Linked DNA regions of Mus musculus: region 2 is linked to region 1. A link is a loop called in an ENCODE intact Hi-C map of the cell type or tissue named here. Cell type or tissue: gastrocnemius. All regions are shown on one strand.

What was found. Hi-C counts contacts between places; a loop is a spot of excess contacts. Peaks named below come from ENCODE experiments on the same cell type or tissue, not always from the same donor. Only the 100,000 strongest peaks of a DNase experiment are listed, where the experiment ranks them.
Region 2: it touches region 1 in a loop (7-fold over the local background); 18 of 42 quality-filtered maps call a loop at or near these places.

The regions. Positions count from the first base shown.
Region 1 is chr2:130,163,272-130,171,271 of GRCm38, reverse strand. No RefSeq gene overlaps it. Among named protein-coding and RNA genes, the nearest start is that of Snrpb, 12 kb to the left of the region's middle. In gastrocnemius, CTCF peaks have their summits at 3,197 (motif pointing right) and 4,643 (motif pointing right); DNase peaks (open chromatin) are centred at 3,214 and 4,775; H3K27ac peaks cover 459 bases.
Region 2 is chr2:130,064,254-130,072,253 of GRCm38, reverse strand. It overlaps the pseudogene Gm22424. Among named protein-coding and RNA genes, the nearest start is that of Gm24665, 18 kb to the left of the region's middle. In gastrocnemius, a CTCF peak has its summit at 3,837 (motif pointing left); a DNase peak (open chromatin) is centred at 3,828.

The DNA.
Region 1 (8,000 bases):
GTGCATCAAGACTAGTGGTGAACCATGGAGGTGTTTGGTTTCTTGGCATGCAGTGGTAGTTCTGAAGTCACATTAGCAGGGGTGAAGAGTCAGTGATCAGTCCCATTATCCTTTCATGATCAAACTGGGAACAGAAGGAAATTCTGAATAATAAAAATCCCTCAGCTAAGGCTGGGGGATGTGGCTTAATGATGGAATGTTTGTCCAATATGTGCAAAGCTAGATTTGATTCCCTGCACTGTCAGGGTGGGGAGTGGCTGCACAGCCAACATGAAGCTGCTGCTGTGGCTGTTCACTGGGTGCTGGAAGCTGTAGTTAGGGCAGTGGGAAGAAGACGTGTGGCTAGGAGAGTAAGGAACTGCAGATGATAGGATTGTGTGTCCAGGAAGGTGCAAGTCCATAGGCAGCCAGTGAGTGAACACATTGAGCAAAGTTGTAGGGTAGAAATGGATACAAGTTTATACCAGTGTCAGTCTGGAAAGGAAACTAATAGTTGGGATAGTGAATTGAGTTCTCTAGAACAGAGCTTACAAAATGAATTATAGAAGGGGTTTATTAGATTGGCTTATAGACTGTTGTCCAACTGCTCCAACAACGGCTGTCTATCCATAGAAAGTCCAAGAATCCAGTAGTTTAGTCCACAAGGCTGGATGTCTGTTTTCAGTATTCACCACAATCCCAAGGAAGTGGCTCTCTTGCCAGCAAGAGTAAGAAGGCAAAGGGCAAGTTTCTGTTTTTCATGTGCTTTATATAGGTTGTCAGCAGAAGGCCCAGATTACAGATGGATCTTTCCACCTCAAAAGATCTGGATTAAAAGTGGGTCTTCCCAGGTCAAGTGATTTTATTAAGAAAAAAAATGCCTCAGGTGCACCCAGTTTTTAGTTAATTGTAAATTTAGTCAAGTTGACAACTAAGGTTAGTGATCACAGATAGCAACCAGAAGAATAGGCATCAAAGAGGTCTAAGGTTTCTGAAAATGAAAAATTGTGAAAGGAAATGAGGAAAGATGGGTTGGAACATGATTATTAAGCGAGTTATACCACTTAAGTGAGTTTGATTCTCCTAAGTCTAGTGGAATAGTTAAAAGAAACATGCTAATTTTGTGTACCACAGGGAGTCTTGAACAGCCACAATTTTCAAAGTAAGATGTTTAAGGTCTAGGTAGCTGTCAAAGCTGTGGTAGAGTACAATAGCTGCATCTAGGCATGGGCTGAATAGAGATGGGAATTGAGAGACGCCCTGGACTATGGAGGTAAGCTTGAAGGTAATTAAAAAAAGCATCTCAAACAGGTAATGTTGAGACAGGAATGACCACAGACCTCTACTGCACTCCATTCTCCTCACTCGACAATCTAGAAAAGGTAAAAAGATAGACTGAGTATAAGGAATACAAACCATTATTCACTATTTATGATGGTGGGTTTTTAGGTTTGACACTGAAAGCGTAAGCAACAACAACAACAACAAAAGTTGCCAGGGACTTCATCAGAATTGTGAAATTTAGTGTACCAAAGGATGAAGGGAAAAATATTTGCAAAACCAGTGACTTGAAGGAAAATGGAGTCCCAGCATCCAGTGCTTGCCACTTCTCTGGGTGTTCGTTCCTTTTTGTTGTGTTTTTATATACTCAAAAATATTTTTTTTTATATTAAGATAATTTATGTGGGAGTATCTTGGCGGGTGTATGTTCCTAAGTATACTCTCCCTGCCCAGTTTCTCCAGAGGTTATATTAAGATAATTTATGTGGGAGTATCTTGGCGGGTGTATGTTACTAAGTATACTCTCCCTGCCCAGTTTCTCCAGAGGCCAGACCAGGTGCCATATCCCTTTGTGAGTCACTGTCGATGTTAGGAACAGAGCCTAACTCCTTTGCAGGAGCAGCCAGTGCTGTTAACGCTGCACCGTGTCTTTAGCCTAGCCTTTAATTATTTAAAATTAAATGTAGTGTGTATATGTGAAAGTGTGAACCGTGGTGTGCACATGGAGGTCAGAGAACAACTTGTGGGGGTTGTTTCATTCCTTGGTCTTAAAGGGTCATCTGGCCAGCACTTTTACCTGTTGAACCATCTTAGCAGCCCAGAAAGAGCTTCTCTTTGTTGCAGTCTTGGAGATTGAACCTGAAGACCTTGGCCATGGTTGGTAATTGCTCTACTGCCGAAGCCATGTCCTCAGCCCTCTTTATTTTGAGACGGTGTCTAAGTTGCCCACTTTAGCTTTAAATTTACTTAAATTCAGACAGACCTTAAGTTTAGTCCCCACTTGCCAATTCCCGAGTAGCTGGAATTACAGGCTTGCGCTGTCAAAAACATCTCAGATCTTTATATATAAACATGATGAGTGAAGTACCACTATTAACCAGTTCTCTGTGACTGGACAGTTAACTTATTTTTTTTTCACTAACAATGAGATGGCTTTAGCTAATTAAATGGAATTTGAGTCAAAGGATGTAAACATTTTAATTATCAAGAAAGTTGATTAAAGTTAATTTCCTTGAAAGTGAGTCCATTTGCCCTGTTACATTGTTAGACACAACTGACAGTTTACTAGGTCCTCCTTAGAATTGGCAGTTATCAAGGAAAAAGTCTACTATGGCAGTTGGTATGCAAAATTATATATGTATTGTTTCTCTTTTGCACTGTGAAGTTAATGTCATCGATTGTGTTGAGGAAAGGTTTGCGGAGATAATCACCTATGCTGACGAGTCTTTATAATGATTGCCACTGGTCCTCTAAGGAGGACCTAGTAAACTGTCAGTTGTGTCTAACATGTAACAGGGCAAATGGACTCACTTTCAAGGAAATTAACTTTAATCAACTTTCTTGATAATTAAAATGTAGACCAGGAGTGGGAACACTTTGGGAAATTCATATTCTTGATTTCTTTTTAATAACCACAAATCAGGTAGTCATGACTTAGAGTATATGGAAATACTTTTCTTTGGATTTTCCAAATTATTAGCAGTATTTCTGATTTAAAGTCTGGTGTTAGAAGTAAGGAAATTGCTGAGTCCAGGCGCACCTACCAGTAATCTATCTCAGGAATGAGTTGCTTATGGGAAGAGCCTGCTTTGAGAGGAACAAAATGAAAGGGGAAATTTACACTGAATATCATTTGGAGCCTTTTAAATATGTACATTACCAAGTTTTGAGAATCAGATGCATTTAAAATGATGAACTTGGAAAGTCCAGATCCACCAGGAGGCAGCATTGCACCACTCTGTGAAGAAGACTTGGACCTCGAGTGTGGGCCTGGATGCCAGGACTTGGAGTTTGTGTCTGTCTCCATTTCTCTCTTCGTCTTTTTTTCCCCTCCACTTTCCTTATAACACTTTTTCCCTTGCTTTAGGAGTCAGATCTGTAGCTTTAGACTTAGCTATGGAGTTGTTTACTCTTGTGTATGTTATATCTTTCTTTCTGTTTAATAAACCAATGTTTAGCTGGGCATCAAAAGAGAAACAAGTGCATTGCCAGAATTCCTTACTAAGGGCTCTAAGCTTTACTTACAGAGTGGGTTGGACTAACAGACTGAGAGTCAGTTTTAGGTGGGGGATTTTTTAGTAAAGTTGAGCATACACATATTCTATGATTTAGCATTTTCATACTAAAATATATGCCTGATAGAAAAATGTTGACATAGTCTCAAAAAGACAGACATGAGAATACATGCAAAGCCGTATTCATAAATTGGACACTACCTAAATACATATCAACATTAAATTAGACAACTTGTATATTTGTACAGTGGAGCATCTTACACCGTGGGTCTGCAGCAACACATGGCAGTTTGAATCTTCTCTACAAGTTGTCAAGTAACAAATGTCAAAGTTCAAAGTCAAAACATATGAACAATGTATAAGAACTAACTTCTGTGACGGAGGAGCCGGACTGGATAACTTGACACAGCACTTGCAGGGGGCTGGTGATGCTTTATTCTTGATCTGAGTCCCGGTTCCCCTTGTGTGTGTGTGTAGGGGGGAGGGAGTGGGAGAAGGGGAGGGGGAGGAGGAAGGAGGAGGGGAGGGAGCGGGGGTGGGGTGGGGTGGGGAGAGTTGGTTTCAGGGTAGCCTCAAGCTCATCTTCCTGTCTCAGCATCCTGAGTGCTGCATATTTCTGACATGAATAAATTTCTGTGTGTACATAAGCCCTAAAGGGATTGAAGAGCCAAGAGATCTTGGGGGCAATCTAAAGAGGAGTGCCATCATGGGAAGTGTGTTGCTGTCCAGATGATAGTGGCTGGTATTTGTCCGCTCTTGCTATGTGCTCCTAATGTAAAGCAGTGCATGTATATTTATTGAGCACCTACTGTGTGCTAGACACCATTCGTTTCTAGGCAACTCTGCTGGGTCCACAAGAACGAACAGAACAGAACAAGCTCCTGTCCCGGAGGAGCCTGCATTTTAGTGGAAAGTGAACGGATATGCAAATGAGCGATGCTGAGTAATGGTAATCACTGGAGGAGATGGACTGTCTGGGATACCGTTCTGCTTCATTATAGTCGACTGGAAACAAGATGAACAGGTGCCTGTAGGAAGCTAGAGAGCTTTCACTCAATACAGAGGTGCTGGTCTTGCTGTATAAAACAGCTGGAAGGTTTCCTGTCAGCTCCAAATCCACTCTCCCCTTTTTTCTTCTCAAGACAGTTGTTTAGGTTTGTCAGTAGAGGGTGCTGGAGAGACATTGTCAGAAGAGACTGTCCCTTTGCAGCCTGGGTGATTTCTCTGACACCAAAACTTGGCAGGAAAAGGGGCTTTTGTGATGCACAGCGGGCACTGGCACTAGGCAGCTTCCTCTGGCACACTTGGGGGGGTGGTGTCATGGGGTCTGAGGGAGGAGGTTCCTCAGTAGTGCTTTCCTCTGGCAGATGTGTAGCAAGTTCTGATAATGAGATGCCCAGTGGCTTCTATACTGAGCCACAGCCTCCTTGTCCAGCCTGGCCTGGCTCTCAGGCTTGGTGGTGATGGTGGACAGGGGAATATGCCCTTCCTTGGACACTGTCTCAGCCATAGACATAATAGCTGCTCTAGAAATCTGCACTTTCGCTCTTCGCTGGTGCTATTTCTTACTAACGAATCACCACATAGCTCCTGTGTCCCGAGGACACATGGCTGATGCAGGAGTAAAATGAGAACCACAGCTGAAGTCAGAGGAGCCAGGGAACCAAGAGTGGCACTTGCTTTCACTGGGAGTGGGATGGGTACCTGTGAGATAGAGTGTCCTAAGAAGGGATTGGGGAGGCTGAGAGACACAGGAAGGTCCATTGACAAGGTCCCTGCAAAATTCCTAGCAAGATGATGGTATGGGTCCCCGTGGAGGTGGTGATGATGTGAGCAGGGTCTGCTTGTCTGTGATTAGAATTTGCGGTTGGAATTATTGAGGTGAAGAAAAAATAGGGACAGTAAAAACTCAAGGCTTTTCACCTTAGCAGATGGAAGAACAGAGTTTCCATTTGTATTTAGTTGGGATAGGGACAATTCTGAGATTCAGTTTTGGGTAGATATAGGGTTTTCATCTTAAAATAGATTGACCTAGGAGCTTTGGAATTTTTTTTTTTTCTATTGTATAAAAACTGTGTGTTTGGTAAAAATGACTCTTTGGATTTCAAATTTTGACCTGCTCCTAGTCTAGTGTGTGAAGTGTTGACAGCAGCTCTCAGCCTCCATCAGCGGCACAGTCACCAGGGCAAATAACCACGGGGCAGCCCACTGTGCTGCATGTCTGCGCTTTGGAGGTTAGGGCAGTAAATGTCTTCAACTTCTGAAACAAATTGAAGCAGCGTTGGAGTTTACTAATGAATAGTTCTAGACAGATTTAAAAATGAGTATACACAGGTCAAGAGCATCATCATCTGGTGATATTTTTGCAGTGAGTTGCTTGGGTTGTGACTGCAAAACAACTTGAGGGGGCATTGACCTACATTCCACATACTAGACTGGGGAGCATCCATTTAAGGATTCCTGTTTGACTTTAGTAAAAACAATGAAAATGAAGGGTGGCTTGGGCTAGAACTGAGGTCTCTTCTGTAGACTGAGCATCGGCTGTGAGGAGAACAGGACACACAGCACATGGCATGTTCAAGGCTGGTAAGATAAAACTAGAGAAGCCCGTGTCACAGCTAGCCTAAGGTTTCCATACTAGCTGGGACAACTAGATAGACCAGTCAGCAATCTCAAAGAGCTGGAAGATGAAAGCCAAAGAAATGCTTGTATATACTGGGGATAAAGGGAGCTTCATCCAGCTCTACTGCAGGGATGCATTCTTTAGCCCAGAGAGCTCGATAAGGCTGTGAGCAGCCTTGAGTCTCTTGGTATACCAGTTGGCTACTCCTCCTTCAGTAATGTGAGGTCTTGAAAGTAAGAAGGAAGGATGATGTCAGCTTGGAAACAGCCTGAGCTTTTAACGTGTTCTTGAGACCTAGCAAAGGATGTGGGATTTACTGGCTCTCTTCAATTATACGCTTGCCTATATAAGTTATCATCTCGGGCATCTTTGTCAGAGCAACAGAAAACCGATCGGCAGCAATCAATACACAAGTCTTTTAGTGGCTCAAGATTTTAGATTTAGCAGACATAGACTTCAGTTATTATGAGTGTGTTGATCTGTCAAAACTGTAGTCAAAACCACAGTGCTACACACGTCCTTCAAAAACACACATGGGACATTCTTGAGGATAGATCATGCTGGGCAGTAAAATAAATCCCAATTACTTTTTAAAAGTAAGATTGTTGTTTTGAAATGACAGTATATTCACATGTAGCTCAAACCAAACCAAACCAAACCAAACCAAACCAAACCAAACCAAACCAAACCAAACCAAACCAAACCAAACCAAACAGTACAGGGAGATCCCCTGTATCCTGTACATGGCTTGGCTCAGTGGTAACATCTTAATGCTGTAGGCCCATATTACAGCTAAGATTTCTGTTTGATGTGGTCATGACAGAATAGTCCTAGGAGCCTCCTCTATAGCCACACACACTCCTCCCACTGTGTCATAGATGCTGGGCAACTGGAATCTGTTTCCATCCCTGTTATTTTTTCATCTTAAGACTGTTTTAAATGGTATCATAAAGCCTTTAGAATTGTTTTAGGTAGGCTCTCAAATCCTCCAGGTGGCCTTGAACTCGATATGTAGCCATGACCATGTAGCTGCCATTTTCCAAATGCTAGGATTACAAGCATGTATCACCACATCCAGCTTATGCAGGGCTAGAGACACAGGGATTTGTGCATGCTAGGTAAGTACTCTGTCAACTAAATGACAGCCTCAGCTCTAAGACTACCTTTTAAAATAAAAATTAACATAATTCTATAGCATTCTTTCGGGTGTTATTGATGTCAATAGTTCCTTTTCAAGACTGAGTAGTATTCCACAGTGTGGGTACACTACAAGTAGTTTATGTACTTACCACATACTTAAATACTTGAAGGACAGACATGTAAATTGTTATTCTAGTTGAGAGTTATTATGAATAAAGCTGCTGTAAGCATCCACATACAGATTTTTGTGTGAACACCATTTCACATTAAATAAACAGAATTACAATAGTTGGGAATTGGTTTCAATGCTTTGTCTTAGTTTGGTCCCCAAAGCCACGCTCTAGTCCTGAGGGACCCTGCCCCCAGCTGGCTTTGATTGGTAATAAAGAATTGCTGTACAGCCAATGGCTGGGCAGGGAGACAGAGGCAGGACTTTTAGATTTCGTGGGCCAGGGAAGAGAGAGGAGAGACAGAGAATCACCACGATGGGGAAGCAGAAAGATGAAACTTAAAGTCCCACTGGCATGTAAGAATCTGGGAAAGTGGCCCCTAGGGTCTGGGGTAGCTGAGGGGAAATATAGATTTTAAAAGATGCTAACTCAGGAATACCAGAGGGGGGTGTTTGCTAGCTTTGGGGAGGTTTAGAAGTGCTTAGCCATTGAACTAGTCAAGGCATATCAAAATTAGCTGGCATGCACCTGAGTGTGTGTGTGTGTGTGTGTGTGTGTGTAAGCCCACGCTTG
Region 2 (8,000 bases), 99 kb after region 1:
GTCTACTGTGCTTCCTGGGCAACGTGCAGGGGCTTCTTTCCTGAGTACTTCAGCTGGCTAGGGGCAGGGTCAGCTCTTGTGCTCTCACATCCCCAGGGCCAGCTCTCCCATAACTCCCAGGCAAGGGGTGAGTCCAGTTCTGCACAGCTCTCTCAGACATCAAGATGTCCCAGAGTGGCTGCCCAGACCAGGCATGTCTGCCAGGCCTTTGGTTGTAACAGACTCCTGATGCTGTAGGGCCACAGACCCAGACATAGTCCCCAGTGACATCACAGGCCAGGACCCCACCATGGTCTCAGGCGGCATCAACAGCTACTCACATCAGGCTGTTCCTCACTACTTCTGAGTCTCCAGTTCTGACTCTCTTCATTGTGACCACATCCTCTATTTCTCTTTTTTTTCTTCCACTTCTCTACCACTTGCTTCTTTTATTCAATTGTTCATAGGTTAGGACACAGCCTCTCTCCTCTCTGCCACCTATTGATGCACACTGACACAGCAGCTACACATGTAAAGCCTTTTGGGGTAGAGAGTTTTATAATTTTTATCAAAAGATCAAAAGACATTCCATATAATCAGATTTATATATTTTTTTGAGTGTGCAATTTTTATTTCTGCTCCGATGACCTAGTGGTCAGCTACTGATCACGTATTTTCTTACACTCTTTGAATAGTATCTTAGTTACTGTGCTATTGCTGTGAAGAGACACCATGACCAAGGCAACTTATGAAAGAAAGCATTTCATTGGGAACTTGGTTACAGTTTCAGAGAGTTAGTCCCTGACCATCATGGCTGGAGCCTGGCAGCAGGCAGGCATGGCACTGGAGCAGCAGTTGAAAATTTCCATCTAATCTATAACCATGAGGGGTGTGTGTGTGTATGTGTGTGTGTGTGTGTGTGTGTGTAGAGAGGAGCAGGGAGAGGGAGAGGAAGAGGTGAGGGGAGAGAGACCGGGCCTGACATGAACTTTTGAAACCTCAAAGCCCACCTCCAGTGGCATGTTTCCTCTATGTTAGCCACACCTCCTAATCCTTCTCAAATAGTTCTGCCAACTGGAAACCAGACAATTCAAATATATAAGCATTAGGGGCCATTCCCATCTAAACCACCATAAATAATAGTAAGTCTTCTCACCTTTTGCTAAGAGACTCATAGTTCTATAACTCTGCTTTAACCTTCATGTCCTCCTTGGATTACAGATGGTGGAAAAAATAATTAGTGGCCTTGAAGAGAGTCCATTGAGATAATCCCATCAGAGAAACAAAAGGAAAGGATAAAGAGAAATGTAACTGTCTGACACCATTGAGCAAGGCATCAAGACCAGACAGATGAGAAATATTAGGGATTGCTCTAATTTTCTGTGAGCATCGCCTCATGTTTACATGACACAGCCATAGATGAATGATACAGATATAAGGATAGAGATCTATAGATGATATAGAGATAGATGATGTAGATATTGATTACATAGATAGGTATAGGTAGATGATATAGATGCAGACATAGCATAGGTACAGATATATCTCCATCCTCAGGATTAAGCTAGATCTTTTCATTTCAGACATTTTATTTCCAAAATCTTACAGTTTTATCAGACTCTTGCTTAGCGCAAGTGACATCACTGTCCCAGGCTGAACAATTGCTGATGACTGCTTTGGCAAAAATCCCAAGGACAGGATTTCCCTGCAGAAAAAGCTTCAGCTCAGACAAGATGAGGATAACTTCAGGAAATGGATCTTTCTAGATCAAACAATAACAATATTCTACAGGGAACTTTCTTTCCACACTGCCCTCCTCCCTACTCTCTCCCTTATTTCACTGTGTTAGGAATGAAACCCAGGGCTTTACGTGTGACAAGCAAGCACTCTTCCATCTGGGAAGCTTTCTGGAGTGCCAAAACCTGACCACTGGTGTAACTACTATGACATCTTGGTTTTAAGGCTTCCATAGAGAATGGGGAAGAGAAATGGATCAAGAAATAAAGTCACAAGTCTAGACCTTTACTGAGATTCAGCAAGGATTTTTGTTTTTTGTTTTTTGTTTTTAGTTTGTTTTGAATGAGTGTCTATCAGCTTGCTATAACTTTGGTTGATTTCAAGAACTTTGCAAATCTAATCTCACAAAGTTTGACAGCGCTTTCATTGCTTTGTAGAGGACCTCATTACTGAATTTCATCTCCTGAGTGTGTGTTTTCATGGATGTGTATATTTTATCATGGAACATTTTAAACATATATAAAGTATGGGCTAAGACAATACAGCCCTATGTACCTATCTGGTTTAGTCAGTGTTTTATTGCTGTAAAGAGACACCATGATGATGGCAACTCTTGTAAAAGAAAGCATTAACTGGCTCTTGCTTACAGTTTCATTATTGTCATGGGGGGAAGCATGATGACACATAAGCAAACATGGGAGCTGAGAGTTCTACATCCAGATCCAAAGGCAGCAGGAAGAAAGAGCCACAAGACCTGGCTCGGGCCCCTGAAACCTCAAAGCCCATCCCCAGTGACATACTTCCTCTAATAAGGCCACACCTACTCCAATAAGGCCACACCTCCTAATCCCTGTCAACTAGCACCACTCCCTAATGACCAATCATTCAACACATGAGCTCATGGGGACATTCCTATTCAAACCACCACCTGTGGTAAGATGCCCAGGCAAAAGAAAACCAAGGGCAAGGCATGGTGGTGCATGCCTTTACTCCCAGGACTTGAGAGGTAGAGACAGATGAACCCCATGGCAGCCTGATCTATATAATGAGTCCAGCCTAGCCCAGGATACATAACAAGACCTTGTCAAAAACCAAAAACCAAACCCAAACAAAATAACTCAAAGCCCCCAACACTGAAAGGAGAGAGGATTTGTTTTGGCTCACAGTTATGTGTTACAGTCCCAGTTCTGTTGCCGGGAAGGTTTTGTGACAGAAAGCTTGAAACAGCTGGGTCACATTGCATTTACAGTCAAGAAGCAGGAAGCAATGGATGGACACATGCCATTGCTCTCCTCCCTTTCTCCACCTCTGCTGTCTGGAGCCAGCCAGGGAATGGCACCACCAATTAACATAAAGTAACACACACACACACACACACACACACACACACACACGTCCAGGGGCCCATCTTCTGGTAACTCTAGTCTCTGTCAAGCTAGCAAGGAGAAGGCACTCTGAGATGCCTTTAAGGATCCGACAAGGTTGTGCTCCCAGTTGCACACATGTGGATGCTGTGCTGGGTCCTTGATGTTCTTTTTTTTGGGGGGGGGGTATTTATTTCATTTACATTTCCAATGCTATCCCAAAAGTCCCCCACACGCTCCCCACCCACTCCCTCACCCACCCATTCCCACTTCTTGGCCCTGGCATTCCCCTGTACGGAGGCATATAAAGTTTGCACAACCAATGGGCCTTTCTTTCCACTGATGGTCGACTAGGCCATCTTCTGATTCATATGCAGCTAGAGACACGAGCTCTGGGGAGTACTGGGTAGTTCATATTGTTGTTCCACCTATAGGGCTGCAGATCCCTTTAGCTCCTTGTTCTAACTAAAGTCACAGTCAGAGAATGAAAGTCTAAAGCACAGTACAAGACGATTGGGTACGAAAGCAGCAGTGACTGGGACTAGTGACAGATGGATGCTAGAGTGCTCAGTACACATCTAACCTCCACCAACACCAACACCCTGCCCTTCCCATGTTGGAATAAGGTATTTGTGCAATTTTAAGAAGTTTCCAATGTGCTTTTAATCCATTCTTTAGGGCCTTGGTTCTCAGTCTCGATTGCCCATTCAAGTCACTGGTTTCAGGGTAATTCTAGTCTAGCTCTCCCTCTGCTGGCTACCATTAATATTACAGTGAGCTGTCCCTCTCCTTCTCATCCTTAGCATGGATAGAAAGTTACAATGGCTATAGTTTCTTTTTCTTATGTTAATAAACAACTTTATTCTGGTCACCACAGCGGGAACATTCCCAGCTAAATGCACAGTGAAGTGAGGTATTACTGTGTCGATACAGGAGCCAATGAGTTACACGGGACAGAGTATGAGGAGACAACACCAAAGTTGTGGGGTTAGACCAGGACAGAGGCCCTAGGCTGATGCAGAAAGGCATATCTTCAGCATTTGTATTGCTTCAGTAATGTTAGGGGAACAGATAAAAAAACTAGAACCAGATTCTATGACATCTTGAGTAATGCTGCTTTGCACACACACACACACACACACACACACACACACACACACACAGAGAGAGAGAGAGAGAGAGAGAGAGAGAGAGAGAGAGAGAGAGATATTTCAGGAGATTCTAGTGACACTGCCACAAACAAGCAGCTTGCTTTTCACCACTTCCTCAGTTTCACCCATGCCTGAACTCCCATCTTTGAACCAAGTCTTGATGAAAGTCTCATATAAACAATGAAATTAGACAGCAATGGCTACATCCTAAGGGCACCAGGCATCTCTGGCTAGCTAGCCTCTAAGAGTGATGGATGCCTCGTCTGGAGCATAATACAGAGGATGAGTAAAAGCAGTAAATAGTCTACAAACTGCTGGCTAAATATTCTGTCTGCAGGTGTGATCTGAGCCCACCTCCATAGCTCTAGGAAAGAAACCAAATCAGAATAAATAGCTTTCTCTACAGCATTCCAGGAAGGACTGACAAGATGTTGAAGGTTAACTCACACAGTATTAACATTTTTCTTTTTTTTCCCCATTTTTTATTAGGTATTTAGCTCATTTACATTTCCAATGCTATACCAAAAGTCCCCCATACCCACCCCCCCCCCACTCCCCTACCCACCCACTTCCCCTTTTTGGCCCTAGCATTCCCCTGTACTGGGGCATATAAAGTTTGCAAGTCCAATGGGCCTCTCTTTCAAGTGATGGCCTATTAGGCCATCTTTTGATACATATGCAGCTAGAGTCAAGAGCTCCGGAGTACTGGTTAGTTCATATTGTTGTTCCACCTATGGGGTTGCAGTTCCCTTTAGTTCCTTGGGTGCTTTCTCTAGCTCCTCCATTGGGGGCCCTGTGATCCATCCAATAGCTGACTGTGAGCATCCACTTCTGTGTTTGTTAGGTCCTGGCATAGTCTCAAAAGAGACAGCTATATCTGGGTCCTTTCAGCAAAATCTTGCTAGTGTGTGCAATGGTGTCAGCGTTTGGAAGCTGATTATGGGATGGATCCCCGGATATGGCAGTCTCTAGATGGTCCATCCTTTCGTCACAGCTCCAAACTTTGTCTTTGTAACTCCTTCCATGGGTGTTTTGTTTCCTATTCTAAGAAGGGGCAAAGTGTCCACACTTTGGTCTTCGTTCTCTTGAGTTTAATGTGTTTAGCAAATTATATCTTATATCTTGGGTATCCTAAGTTTCTGGGCTAATATCCACTTATCAGTGAGTATATATTGTGAGAGTTCCTTTATGATTAGGTTACCTCACTCAGGATGATGCCCTCCAGGTCCATCCATTTGCCTAGGAATTTCATAAATTCATTCTTTTTAATAGCTAAGTAGTACTCCATTGTGTAAATGTACCACATTTTCTGTATCCATTCTTCTGTTGAGGGGCATCTGGGTTCTTTCCAGCTTCTGGCTATTATAAATAAGGCTGCTATGAACATAGTGGAGCATATGTCCTTCTTACCGGTTGGGACATCTTCTGGATATATGCCCAGGAGAGGTATTGCTGGATACTCTGGTAGTACTATGTCCAATTTTCTGAGAAACCGCCAGACTGGTTTCCAGAGTGGTTGTACAAGCTTGCAATCCCACCAACAATGGAGGAGTGTTCCTCTTTTTTCACATCCTCGCCAGCATCTGCTGTCACCTGAATTTTTCATCTTATCCATTCTGACTGGTGTGAGGTGGAATTTCAGGGTTGTTTTGATTTGCATTTCCCTGATGATTAAGGATGTTGAACATTTTTTCAGGTGCTTCTCTGCCATTCGGTATTCCTCGGGTGAGAATTCTTTGTTCAGTTCTGAGCCCCATTTTTTAATGGGGTTATTTGATTTTATGGAGTCCACCTTCTTGAGTTCTTTATATATATTGGATATTAGTCCCCTGTTCGATTTGGGATAGGTAAAGATCCTTTCCCAATCTGTTGGTGGTCTTTTTGTCTTATTGACGGTGTCTTTTGCCTTGCAGAAGCTTTGCAATTTTATGAGGTCCCATTTATCAATTCTCGATCTTACAGCACAAGCCATTGCTGTTCTATTGAGGAATTTTTCCCCTGTACCCATATCTTCGAGGCTTTTCCCTACTTTCTCCTCTATAAGTTTCAGTGTCTCTGGTTTTATGTGGAGTTCCTTAATCCACTTAGATTTGACCTTAGTACAAGGAGATAGTAAGGGATCAATTCGCAATATTCTACATGATAACAGCCAGTTGTGCCAGCACCATTTGTTGAAAATGCTGTCTTTTTTTCCACTGGATGGTTTTAGCTCCCTTGTCAAAGATCAAGTGACCATAGGTGTGTGGGTTCATCTCTGGGTCTTCAATTCTGTTCCATTGGTCTACTTGTCTGTCACTATACCAGTACCATGCAGTTTTTATCACAATTGCTCTGTAGTACAGCTTTAGGTCGGGCATGGTGATTCCACCAGAGGTTCTTTTATCCTTGAGAAGAGTTTTTGCTATCCTAGGTTTTTTGTTATTCCAGATGAATCTGCCGATTGCCCTTTCTAATTCGTTGAAGAATTGAGTTGGAATTTTGATGGGGATTGCATTGAATCTGTAGATTGCTTTTGGCAAGATAGCCATTTTTACTATATTGATCCTGCCAATCCATGAGCATGGGAGATCTTTCCATCTTTTGAGATCTTCTTTAATTTCTTTCTTCAGAGACATGAAGTTCTTGTCATACAGATCTTTCACTTCCTTAGTTAGAGTCACGCCTAGGTATTTTATATTATTTGTGGCTATCGAGAAGGGTGTTGTTTCCCTAATTTCTTTCTCAGCCTGTTTGTCCTTTGTGTAGAGAAAGGCCATTGACTTGTTTGAGTTAATTTTATATCCAGCTACTTCACTGAAGCTGTTTATCAGGCTTAGGAGTTCTCTGGTGGAATTTTTAGGGTCACTTATATATACTATCATATCATCTGCAAAAAGTGATAATTTGACTTCTTCCTTTCCAATTTGTATCCTCTTGATCTCCTTTTGTTGTCTAATTGCTCTGGCTAGGACTTCAAGTACAATGTTGAATAGGTAGGGAGAGAGTGGACAGCCTTGTGTAGTCCCTGATTTTAGTGGGATTGCCTCAAGCTTCTCACCATTTACTTTGATGCTGGCTACTGGTTTGCTGTAGATTGCTTTTATCATGTTTAGGTATGGGCCTTGAATTCCTGATCTTTCCAAGACTTTTATCATGAATGGGTGTTGGATTTTGTCAAATGCTTTCTCAGCATCTAACGAGATGATCATGTGGTTTTTGTCTTTGAGTTTGTTTATATACTGGATTACGTTGATGGATTTCCGTATATTGAACCATCCCTGCATCCCTGGGATGAAACCTACTTGGTCAGGATGGATGATTGTTTTGATGTGTTCTTGGATTCGGTTAGCAAGAACTTTATTGAGGATTTTTGCATCAATATTCATAAGGGATATTGGTCTGAAGTTCTCTATCTTTGTGGGGTCTTTTTGTGGTTTAGGTATCAGAGTAATTGTGGCTTCATAGAATGAGTTGGGTAGAGTACCTTCTGTTTCTATTTTGTGGAATAGTTTGTGAAGAACTGGGATTAGATCTTCTTTGAAGGTCTGATAGAACTCTGCACTAAACCCATCTGGTCCTGGGCTTTTTTTGATTGGGAGACTATTAATGACTGCTTCTATTTCTTTGGGGGATATGGGGCTGTTTAGATCATTAACCTGATCTTGATTCAACTTTGGTACCTGGTATCTGTCTAGAAACTTCTCCATTTCATCCAAGTTCTCCAGTTTTGTTGAGTATAGCCTTTTGTAGAAGGATCTGATAGTGTTTTGGATTTCTTCAGGATCTGTTG